Linked DNA regions of Homo sapiens: region 2 is linked to region 1. Evidence: chromatin loops called from intact Hi-C (ENCODE). Cell type or tissue: B cell. All regions are shown on one strand. Each heading gives the region's core, and the rest is flanking DNA. Links, peaks and the distances in the headings are about the cores only. Region 1 overlaps LOC107984195 (a long non-coding RNA gene). Region 2 has its middle 130 kb from the start of LINC00702.

Region 1 (5,383 bases), core at 223-5,222:
CAACATACTTTAGAAAAAAAATCACAACAAAGTGGCTCAATGACTAAAGAGAGACATTTCTTCTATTTGCCATAAAAACCAGAAAGGCTATTTGCAGAAAAAGAGCCAACATATTTTCTTGAAGTCATTGGTAGGCTGTCTCTTCCCCAAGCAGAAATTCAAAAACACAATATAAACATTTGGTTCAAGTCTTGGCACTTTCTGCAGTAAGAACAATACCCCTCCCTCTCCCTGGTGGTAGCAGAACTGGGGAGCCCTGGGCTGAGCCCGTTCCCTCCCTCTCTGCCATACTGCCTGCTGGAAGACTGGAGGAACGTCTAAACTTAGCACATCGTGGTGTAGGCAAGATTATGCAAGCACAAGGAGATAGTCCAAGCAAATGTTCTGAAATGAATTCATATCTTCAAGATCAGAGTCTAGACTTATTTGCCCAGACGCTCAGCACTTCCCTGCTCTTGTTTTTGAAAATTGTGGTCCTTGGCACCCAGTTAGTTTGTCCTATCTTCATAGATTCTGGGAGGGGGCCAGACACCAGCGTGACTGTCTATGCACACTGCGTGCTGGACTGTCATGTGTGAGGGCGTGTTGTGGGTGTGCCTGCACATGCCTGCATGTGTGAGTGCTCCTTCTTCAGGAAGTATTTTTACCTCATTGCACATTCCCCTTCCTGCATAAAATGAACTCCTTCCATTTCTTAACCAAAATGATTCTTGCCCATCAATCAGGATTCTGTTTAAATGTCATTTTCTTAAAGGTCTTAAAGGGTATCCTCAGATCACTGGAACCCAAGTAGGAATTTGGATAAATTATCTCATGTCCCAGTTCTTTTCCTTAACACATTTTTGCCATAATATATACCCTTGAATTTTTAATTGTTTAATGCCTGTCTCTCACTAGTCTACCAAATTACTGAGGATGGAGACCCTATCTGTTTCTTTATTGTTGTATACTTAACATATAACAAAGTGCTTAACACCTAGAAGCCAGGTAATTAATAAACAGTCAGATAAATACATGAGCAACTGAATAATAAAGATAACTCCATATAGTTATATGTGGAAATATATATATATTATATATACACTGTTGTGATTATCGTTATTACTTTTGTCATCACTGTTCTAATTTGGGGTTCAGTTTTTATTAATTATTTATAAAATTTAGTAATTTCTAGATTTACCATAATATAAATTAATTATTACTATCTAATACAAAATTACTGTTTACCAGCAAATTCTCACAAATAATTATTATAGTAACAAGAAACTATTACTATAACTAAATTATTACAAATTATTATTATAGTCTATGAATCCAACAGGAAACAGCAGCTCTTATTTTGAATAGGTAAGGTTTCTAAGCTGGAGGGATCAGGTCTTCCTTATCCAGCTTAATTTCTAGTCCTTCCATGACATTTTTCCAGATAATATGCCGGGACACCCTTAGCATTCCATCAAGTTTTGGGTAAGAATATTTTCCATCTCTGGCCAGCTTGATTTGCCGAGCTGTGCTAGATGTCAGCAGCTGCACTGGACATTAGCTGAGGGTAAATAATGAACATGCATCAGCTTCCAACTCTGTGCCAGCCTGTGCCACATCTTTGGCCCTGGGTAAGGTTAGCCTAAGTGATGCCAGCCAAACACCCTCTGCAGGCTCCTTCCCATCTTCTTGGTTCCCCTTCTTCCCCGATGCACGCCCCCCACCCCCCAAAAAAGTCTGTCACTCCTGCTGCTCAGCCTAAGGCAAGCTATACACAATTGTTGATGCACGAAAGAAGATATGCTGGACACACAAAATGAAACAAACAGAAACTCAAGGCCATCGACGCTAAAGCAACCCTTCTGGCTGGTGTTTGGAGACCAACACAAACTTTCTGGAGCATATGTCAGCATTTAAGATGGGAAAAAAATGGAAATCAAAAGAGTCCCTTTCCCCTGTTCCTGTCTCGCCACTCCCAAACCGTCGTTACTCTGGTCCCTTCAGGTGAAATTTAGGGTTGGTGGAAGGAGGGTGGTGCCCTGGGCCAGGTGGTCAAGAGTAGCATCACAGCTAGTTAAACTCAGGGCAACAGGAAGGAGACTAGACATTAACGACTGAGGTGTAGCTTCCTCTTGGCGGACGTTCCACATTACCACTGACTTTGTGCATCCCTGCTCATCTAAGCTGTGGTTAGATGTCATCTAACTTGTGGTTCTCAACTTTGGCTACCCGTCAGTCACCTGGGGAGCTTTGAAAACTCCTGGAAGAAAAGACCCCGGAGGCACCTCAGGCCAATTGGATCAGAATCCCTTGGGCTTCCAGATGGCTCCGATGCACCATTACAGCTAAAATGCTTGAAAAGGGTCACAAGGCGTTCAGGTGTTAAATCAGACACAGAACAGAAGAAGCAACTGCTCTGTTTAAAAATAAGAGCCACCTATAATGAATGCTATTTTTAAGAGGTTTTATACAAGCAAAATAAAGCATACAGCCAACGCCACTTTCTTTCTTTTTTTTTTTTTTTTTAAACACAGAGTCTTGCTCTGTGGCCCAGCCTGGAGTACAGTGGCACGATCTTGGCTCACTGCAACTTCTGCTTCCTGGGTTCAAGAAATTCACCTGCCTCAGTCTCCTGAGTAACTGGGATTACAGGCATGAGCCACCACACCTGGCTAATTTTTGTGTTTTTAGTAGAGACAGGGCTTCACCATGTTGCCCAGGCTGGTCTTGAACTCCTGACCTTGAGTGATCTGCCCACCTCGGCCTCCCAAGGTGCTGGGATTATAGGCGTTAGCCACCACACCCAGCTTCTTTTACTCTTACAATAAATTTTGCTTTGTTAGAGTGAAAATAACATCAACTGTGTTACTCTGTATGAAAATGTTCTTTTTCCCTGTTTGGTTTTACAGCATCTCCATTCCTACAGCTATAATTTTATATGATGCCTTGCTGGTATTTGCAGAGCAAAAATATTATATATTATATGTAGTTCCTTCTGCCAAAAGGTATAGAAAGTTTTGTAAAACTATGGAAGAGGAAAGAGCATTAGGTTTATTTTTAACTCATAAAAATTTTATTTGCTTTTTTTTTTCCCCTTTACACGGGTTGCTGTTACTTTAAGAGTCTACTGGCATTTAACTGGCAATAAAAAGGGCAAAACAAACTGTTCCTTCCTTTAGATTGTGCAATTTTATTGCGCTGTTTTAGAGGGACCAAATATGCCTTTAAAAGAAATGCATGTTTAACCACCTTCTTTGTGTAAAGCAGTAGGTCTGTGAGTTGACAAACCCCAAGGGTAAGGTAGTGGTTCTGTGTGTGCCTGATGTTTTTCAGGGATACTTAGAAACAATCTGAAGCTGAGTGGCATGGATGGCACTGGCTCCGCATGCAACCAAATCAAAGACGACTGAGTTTAGCTTGAGCCCAATCATGTCTATACTCAAAGTAAACGCAAAGGCGTCTGGAAGACCACGGTGATATACTATGGCTCTAACCAGAGGAATCAGCATAGAATTATATGTTTACACTAAATTGGGAAGCCATTGACCAGAATAAACGTTTCACACTTAATCGATGACACATTTTTGATCATATAGGCAACGCTATCCAATACCAACAGTGGGTTCTATCTTGCCTTTGGTGATGCTGTGCTTTCTGTTTTCATAGCTTTCTACACATGTTCACATAGATCGAAAAAACGGCAGCGTAATGAGTCAATAGCAAAATGGTCACTGGCGTTTCAAAATATTACTCAGGCAGAAAATAATATGTGGATTTCATAGCAGTACGTATATTTAAAAATAAAAGTTGGAGAATTTGGAGGAAAAGAAGAATTTTTTTGAAAATATGTTTTGCCTCCAAGGGAAATAGAGCAATAACCTCCACTATCAGATAGCTTTTTATTTGTTTTTCCTCTTTCCTCATGGCTCTGTTATTTTCTGTGGTCATAGCAGCAATCAGAAATGAAAAGATTATTATTTGCTATGGGTGGGTGCAAAAGTAATTCAAGTCTTTTTTCTCTAATGTGGCTTTATTACCACTTTCATCAAAAATGTTATAATAACAGTATTTAATTTTGATGGACTATTTCCTGCACACTAGATACTTTGCTAAGTACATTATCCACACTGTTTTATTTAATACATTAGGAAGTATTTATCTTATTGTACCATTTTGCCATTATGAGTCATAGACAACTCAAGAAACATCCCGATGTCACACAGCTAGAAAGTGTGAAGCAAGCCCATTCTATTAAATATTCCCTAATAAAATGCTGAACTCTATTTTTCCTTGTTTTGCTAATATTTACTTTTGAAACTTTATTAGTAAGTGTATGTAAGCTTAGTTATATTTTCCTTGAGAAAATTGAAACATTTGTGTTATATAATGATCCTCTCTCTTTATCTTTAGTAGTGGTTTCTGCCTTTTAAGTCTCTTTTGCCTAATAATAAGAGCATTAAATCAGCTTTCCTTTGTTTGTCTGTGTGTACACGCATATGTGTACAATTGTGTGTATTTACATAACATTTATATATGTATATCAGTTTATAACAGTGATAGATATAGATAATCAGTTTACAAGAAGAAAAATTCTTTTAACTGCCAAATTTTCTAAATTCTTGTAATTTGGATGTGTCTCTCGTAAATAGCATTTAGCTAGATATTTTTTAATCCAGTATGAAAATATTTGCTTTTCAACCAGAATGTTGAGTCGATTCCCATTTAGTGTTGAAGGGAAGAGTGCTAATTGCCTACAGTTTCCATTCTCCACTTCTTCCTTCTACTCATAGAACCTTCTCCCAGGTCCTTCCCTGAGCTGAGTGTGTCCTGGGAGTGCTCGTAGCTACGTATGAGTGAGCTGGGGGAAGTAGAATGGAGCAAAGGTGCACAGGCTGCTGGGGGTGACTGGGTCTCAGTCTGAGAAAGGAGCTCCTAGGTGTCCACCTTCACCCGTTCCTGTAGACCCAGCTATGGTCACAGCTGAAAAGGCACCTTAGAGCCAGTGAAGCAGGCCGAGAGAAGAGTGTGCAGGGCCATCCACAAGCCTATGTCCACTCGTGGGGACTCTCCAGAGAGGGAGAAATCCACTCCTCTTCTCTTCCTTACAGAAGCTCAGCCTGTTCTTCCATCAGAACCTTTTGGATTGCTGACATATTTGACTTTTATTTTACTATCTCATATTGTGCTTTCTATTCTTCTCATGCGTGCTATCATTCTTTTGGACTTTTCTTCCTTCTTGGCGTTTTTTGAATTTAGAGGCTTTTTTCCTCTCCCTACATTTAAAAATTTTCCACCAAGTTGAATTTACAGTCCCTATTTCTATTATGTTAGTGTTTAGTATTATTTAACAGTTCCCATACAGAAGTCAAAATTTAATCACCATCTCTTCCCTTCTCCATTACAA
Region 2 (5,383 bases), core at 150-5,149, 58 kb before region 1:
TTTCATTTTTGTTAGAAAGTTTGTCAAACTAATATGAACATTTTATGCATGAAGACAAGTTAGACTTCTTTTTTTTTTTTTTTTTTTTTTTTTAGACAGGATCTTGCTTTGTCACCCAGGCTGGAGTGCAATGGCATGATCTCAGCACACTATAACCCCCGCCTCCAGGGTTGAAGCGATTCTTCTGCCTCAGCCTCCTGAGTAGCTGGTATTACAGGTGCCCACCACTAAGCCCAGCTAACTTTTTGTAGTTTTAGTAGAGACGAGGTTTCATCATGTTGGCCAGAGTGGTCTTGAACTCCTGACCTCAGGTGATCCACCTGCCTCTGCCTCCCAAAGTGCTGGGACTACAGGCGTGAGCCACCGCACCCAGCCCTAGACTTCATTTCTTGAGTGAAATAGAAATGAAGTCTTCTTTTCAATATTGTTATATAATAGTCATACCTCCTCATCAACATACACCAAGAGCCATTCAACTTACTTTCAGAAGTGTGTGGCATAAGAGGGAACCATTAGCTTATTTGCTTGGCTACTAGAGTCAACCCTTCTTTAGACAGAAAAAGAGATAGGCAGGGGTGGGAGAGCAAGTAATCAGGTAATTAGAATAAACATATTTAACTTTTTAATCTGAAAAATATATAAAAAGTCATGTTATTCCATTCTACTTCAGTTTTCTAGAAGAAACTGTCATCAAGTGAATATGCGATTCTTGAATGCTAAGGTATCTTTGCATTTAGTTATAACATGGTATAATATATTTTTATTCTCCTATATAGTGGGTTGTGCTCAATATATACACAGTGACTATCTTCCTGTCTATAGCTGTCTGTATATGTATCTCATAGTAGCAGTAAGCTAGTGTTTAATCAGAAGAATCATAATTTCCTGTATCTGTTTAGAATTTCATAGATAAGGGCATTTTTACGTGCATTATCTCATATGTAAACTAAAGCAATTTGATTTACTTTCTTCACTGAACACTTTTCACCAAATCTACAACAATCCATCTCATGGATGGACAGAAATAAGGAGGTGTCAATAACTGAGCAGTCGGTAACTCTGGCCTGGCCCAGCGATGGAATGAACCTTGTCTCGGCAGCCTCGCACTGGTTACAGGGGTGGCCTTAGGAGGAAGCGATGGATGGGGGCAATGTCCAGAGGTGAATCCTTCTGGAGCTCAGCCACCCCTACCTGACAATGTGAGGGAGGTGGAGGAGGAACTCACATCCTCCTCCAGATATTCACCTGGCTTAGGGACTTGCAGAACGTTACCACCGAGTCTACTTAGAAAGCTGCCCAAGCCCTTCATCTCCTCCCCAAGAGGAAACTAAGACTCTCACCCAGTCTTGCACAGGTAATTAGGAAAACACAGAATTTGACCACAAGTCTCAAAACACCTTTCCCCTGGGAAAGTATTATTTTATTTTCTTGTGAGAACACACACTCACACACACACACACTATATATATATATATATATATATATATATATATATATATATATTCTATCTATATTTATCTATCTAATCAATCTCTTTTTAAAATTCTTTGTAAGCCCAAGAGAAAGGTAGAGATTAGATTTGTTTGCTGATGTTCCTTTATCTTTCTGAAGACCAAGAAACTTTTAATCTGAAATCTATGTGGCAATGTATATTCAATGTGGGGAAAAAACAGGATTTATGCTTTGCCTGGCTACTATTGTGATAGATCTGGTGATCAAGAAGGAGCAAGAAAAGGCGTTTAGTCCTCATCTCAGCACGAAAGTTCCTCCAGGGAATAAACCCACCTCCAGCCAACCCACCTCTCATCGAAGAGCTCACGAAGTGGAGTGATGTCACTAACCTGCAGGCTTCCAAGCCACTTCTATCAAGTCATGGTAGCAGATGCATTTTTATATTTTTAAGATCATTCTTGGCAACCACATGATACAGCAGGTGTGGCTGTTATAAACATGGTAATTAACTTTGGTCAATTATTTCTTAAAGTCTAGAATAATCTGTTCCATTTTTAATTATAAAGTCCTTTTTTTATAAAGTTACATAACCACAGAAGAGAAAGCTAGGAAAACCTCATAGTTCCACAACCATAGCAAACCAAATAGCATATTTATCTAGAAAAATTTTATCTGTGTATATTTATATCCCTGGGGACCTCTGGCCCTTGGTAACCTCTCAGTACCATCACAGAGGTCTAGTCTCCTCATGAGCTTTTCTACCTTTAGATCTTGCACCAATGCCTCTGATTTACCCTGTGTCAACCCAGATGTAAAACTCAACTCCTCTCCTCACTCCCAGGTGGCCCACCTGCCCCAGGCACAAGCACCATCAAGCACAAATCCATTCTGTCTCTACTGGGTACTTAGGAATTGTGCCATTTTGTAACCATCGAGCCCGTGACACTATAAAGACAACATTCAAGCACCGAGATCAGAAAGTTTCATAATTAACCAAAGTCCATGCGACATTTAACTTTGTTTGATATTTAGACTCTGATTTTCCTTGTATAGATGTTATTGTGCCTAAAATTTGTTGTAAATTTCTTTTTCCTCCCTCCCTCCCATCCTTCCTTCCTTCCTTCCTTTCTTCTTTCCTCCCTCCCTTTCTCCCTCCCTCTTTCTTTCTTCCTTCCTTCCTTTCTTTCTTTCTCTTTCTTTCTCTCTCTCTCCTTCCTTCCTTCCTCTCTCCCTCCATCTTTCTTTATTTCTCTCTCTCCTTCCTTTCTTCCTCCCTCCCTCTTTCTTTCTTTCTTTCTCATTGTCTCCCTCCCTCCCTTTTTCCTTCCTTCCTCTCTCTCTCTGTCTTTCTCCTTCCTTCCTTCCTCCCTCCTTCTTTCTTTCTCTCTCTTTCTCCTTCCTTCCTTCCTCCCTCCTTCTTTCTTTCTCTCTCTGTCTTTCTCCTTCCTTCCTTCCTCCCTCCTTCTTTCTTTCTCTCTCTGTCTTCCTTCCTTCCTTCCTTCCTCCCTCCTTCTTTCTTTCTCTCTCTGTCTTTCTCCTTCCTTCCTTCCTCCCTCCTTCTTTCTTTCTCTCTCTGTCTTCCTTCCTTCCTTCCTTCCTTCTTTTCTTTCTTTCTTGCTATCTTTCTTTCTCCTTCCTTCCTATTTTTTTCTTTCTTTCTTTTCCTCCCTTCTTCCCTCCCTCCCTCCTTCCTTCCTTCCTTCCATTTCCTCTCTGTTTCTCTCTCTCTTTCTCTTTCTTCTTCTCTTTCTTATTCTTTGACAACAGCAATATGTTTGTTCACTTTATCCGTAAGTTTGCACTATTTATTTTAGGGGTTGCACTTCCACGTAATTTCCTTGGGGCCTTTTTATTTTACACCCTAGTATGACCCAGTTGTTTTCTCAGCCTGCTATACAGTTGAATTCTAAAATTTATTTTCTTTCATTCTTTGATTAAATCTATGATTTCTTGAATTCTATTTACTCTTCATTTTCAGATGTTTTGGTTGTTTTGTTTTGCAGTTGATTCTTGTTTTACACCACCACATGGGTGTAGGTCACCTGCTGGTGACCTACAGGTATATCTAGGTCTTCTGATTTGGGTTTCATGTTGTTTTCTAGACCTTAACTTTCTTTAGTGGGGCCTGTACATTCTTTAGTTTCCTCCAGGTGCTGCTGATTCTTATTGCCTTATGCCTGGCCACAATTATTTTTTGATATTCTTGCAATAGCCGTATCCTTTTATAATCTCAAATGAGATGCATCATTTTTTACCCTCTCAAATGATTCTTGAGATTATAGAACCCTGGGTTCAGTGGTTTACCCTTAGAACCGCGACACGAATTTCTACAGACTTCTAGCAGAAAGGATTGCTGAAGAAAGTCCTTCACTGTTGCTGATGAGAAATCAGAAACTACATCAATCTGAGTTTTCTTTTATAAGTAATGGAAATTTAATCTTCTCTTTCTGGAAGCTTCTAAGATAGGTCAGTTATTCTTGGTGTGCTAAAAACTTTCTAAGTTCTTCTTTGTGTCAGTCCTTTTTAATTGTCAAATCAGCACAGTTTAAAGACCAATGCCTTTCTGCAGCTCTAGAAAATTCTACTCTATTTTGTTAGCTTTTTCCCTCCATTTCCCAAGTTTTCTCCTTTCTTGAACTAGATCAGTATTGACTCATTTATTGGCTGATTCTATTCTATTTTACATTTCTTTACCTCTTTGTCCAAAATATGAGAGATTCATTTGACAATATCTTCAATCTCTTCAATGCAATTTTATTTTTTCCAATTTCTGAAATACGTTGTATTACAAATTCCAAAAGTCCACCCAGAAACTCTCTCCATACTGACATGCAACCAGGGCTTCAAAGTTGTCTCCACAATCCACACAACAGCAAAAAAACAAAGAAGACAAAATCAACAATTCTTAGATTTATCAGAGAACTGAAGTCCCAGCACAAGCTAGAAACCCAAAAAGTAGAAAGGGAGACAGATATGGGTACAGAGAGTTACAACTCACTGTGGCTAAAACTCATGAGCAGAAACCTCCAAGGGAATAAGCAGCAGGGCAGGAAAGCCAGACCTGTCCTTCATGAAATGTTGAAGACCTAACATAGACAATTCTGAAAGAAAAATTCTCCAGGGACCCAGTCTTCTAGGGTCACCCACACTTCCATAAATTCCAGGATTCCTGGAAGTAAAATCGCCACTTTGAAATATGCCAGAATATCCAGTTCTTCTTAACGATGCGTCCTTCAGAATAAACCATTTTAACCAAAGCCTAACCTATTTGGGCAAAGGAGAAGACCCAACTCCAGCTCCCTTTAATCTTTCTGTCTAACCTAAGGAGTGAGGATACTTAGGAGCTCTTATGAAGATCACAGCCCAGGGACATAGGCTTGCTAAAAGACTAAGGCCTAATTATAGGACTGTATAACACTTTCTTCTTCCCCATAAAAGAGCCTCCAAATAAGACTCTTGTGTGATTACAGAGGGAGACAACTAAAAGAATTGCATCACACGTTATTTAAGAAGTCTGTAGGGAAACCCAAAGACAACAGGAAACCCAGTTCATTATGACTGACTTACAATAAAAATGTACAAGGCATATTAAAAGACAAAAGACACTTTTAAGAGACAGAATAGGCAAAACCGGACTCAGATATGGCAGTGATGTCAAAATTATCAGAGTAGACATTTAACAGCTATGATTGATGTGCTAAGAAATCTAATTGAAAAAGTGTACGAATCCAAAAGAGATGAGTAATGTAAGCACAGAGATGGATGATGTAAGAAAGAAATAAAAGAAAACTCTTGAAATAAGAAACACTGTAATAAAAATGAAGAGTGCTTTTGATGGGCTCATCAACAGAATGGAAACAGCTGAGGAAAGAATCAGGGAGCTTAAAGGAATGTCAACAAAAATGTCCAAAACTAAAATATAAAAGAAAAA

The links. A loop is a pair of places that touch in the nucleus more often than their neighbours do. Peaks named below come from ENCODE experiments on the same cell type or tissue, not always from the same donor. Only the 100,000 strongest peaks of a DNase experiment are listed, where the experiment ranks them.
Region 2: a loop joins it to region 1, with 4 times the contacts of the local background. A loop is called at or near these places in 3 of 110 quality-filtered maps.

The regions. Positions count from the first base shown.
Region 1 is chr10:4,056,714-4,062,096 of GRCh38, reverse strand. All of the region lies in intron 4 of LOC107984195 (a long non-coding RNA gene), which reads right to left. Among named protein-coding and RNA genes, the nearest start is that of MIR6078, 68 kb to the right of the region's middle. In B cell, for the core only: no CTCF peak of the experiment used is centred there; a DNase peak (open chromatin) is centred at 2,146.
Region 2 is chr10:4,115,058-4,120,440 of GRCh38, reverse strand. No RefSeq gene overlaps it. Among named protein-coding and RNA genes, the nearest start is that of LINC00702, 130 kb to the left of the region's middle. In B cell, for the core only: CTCF peaks have their summits at 2,720, 2,923 and 3,131; no DNase peak of the experiment used is centred there.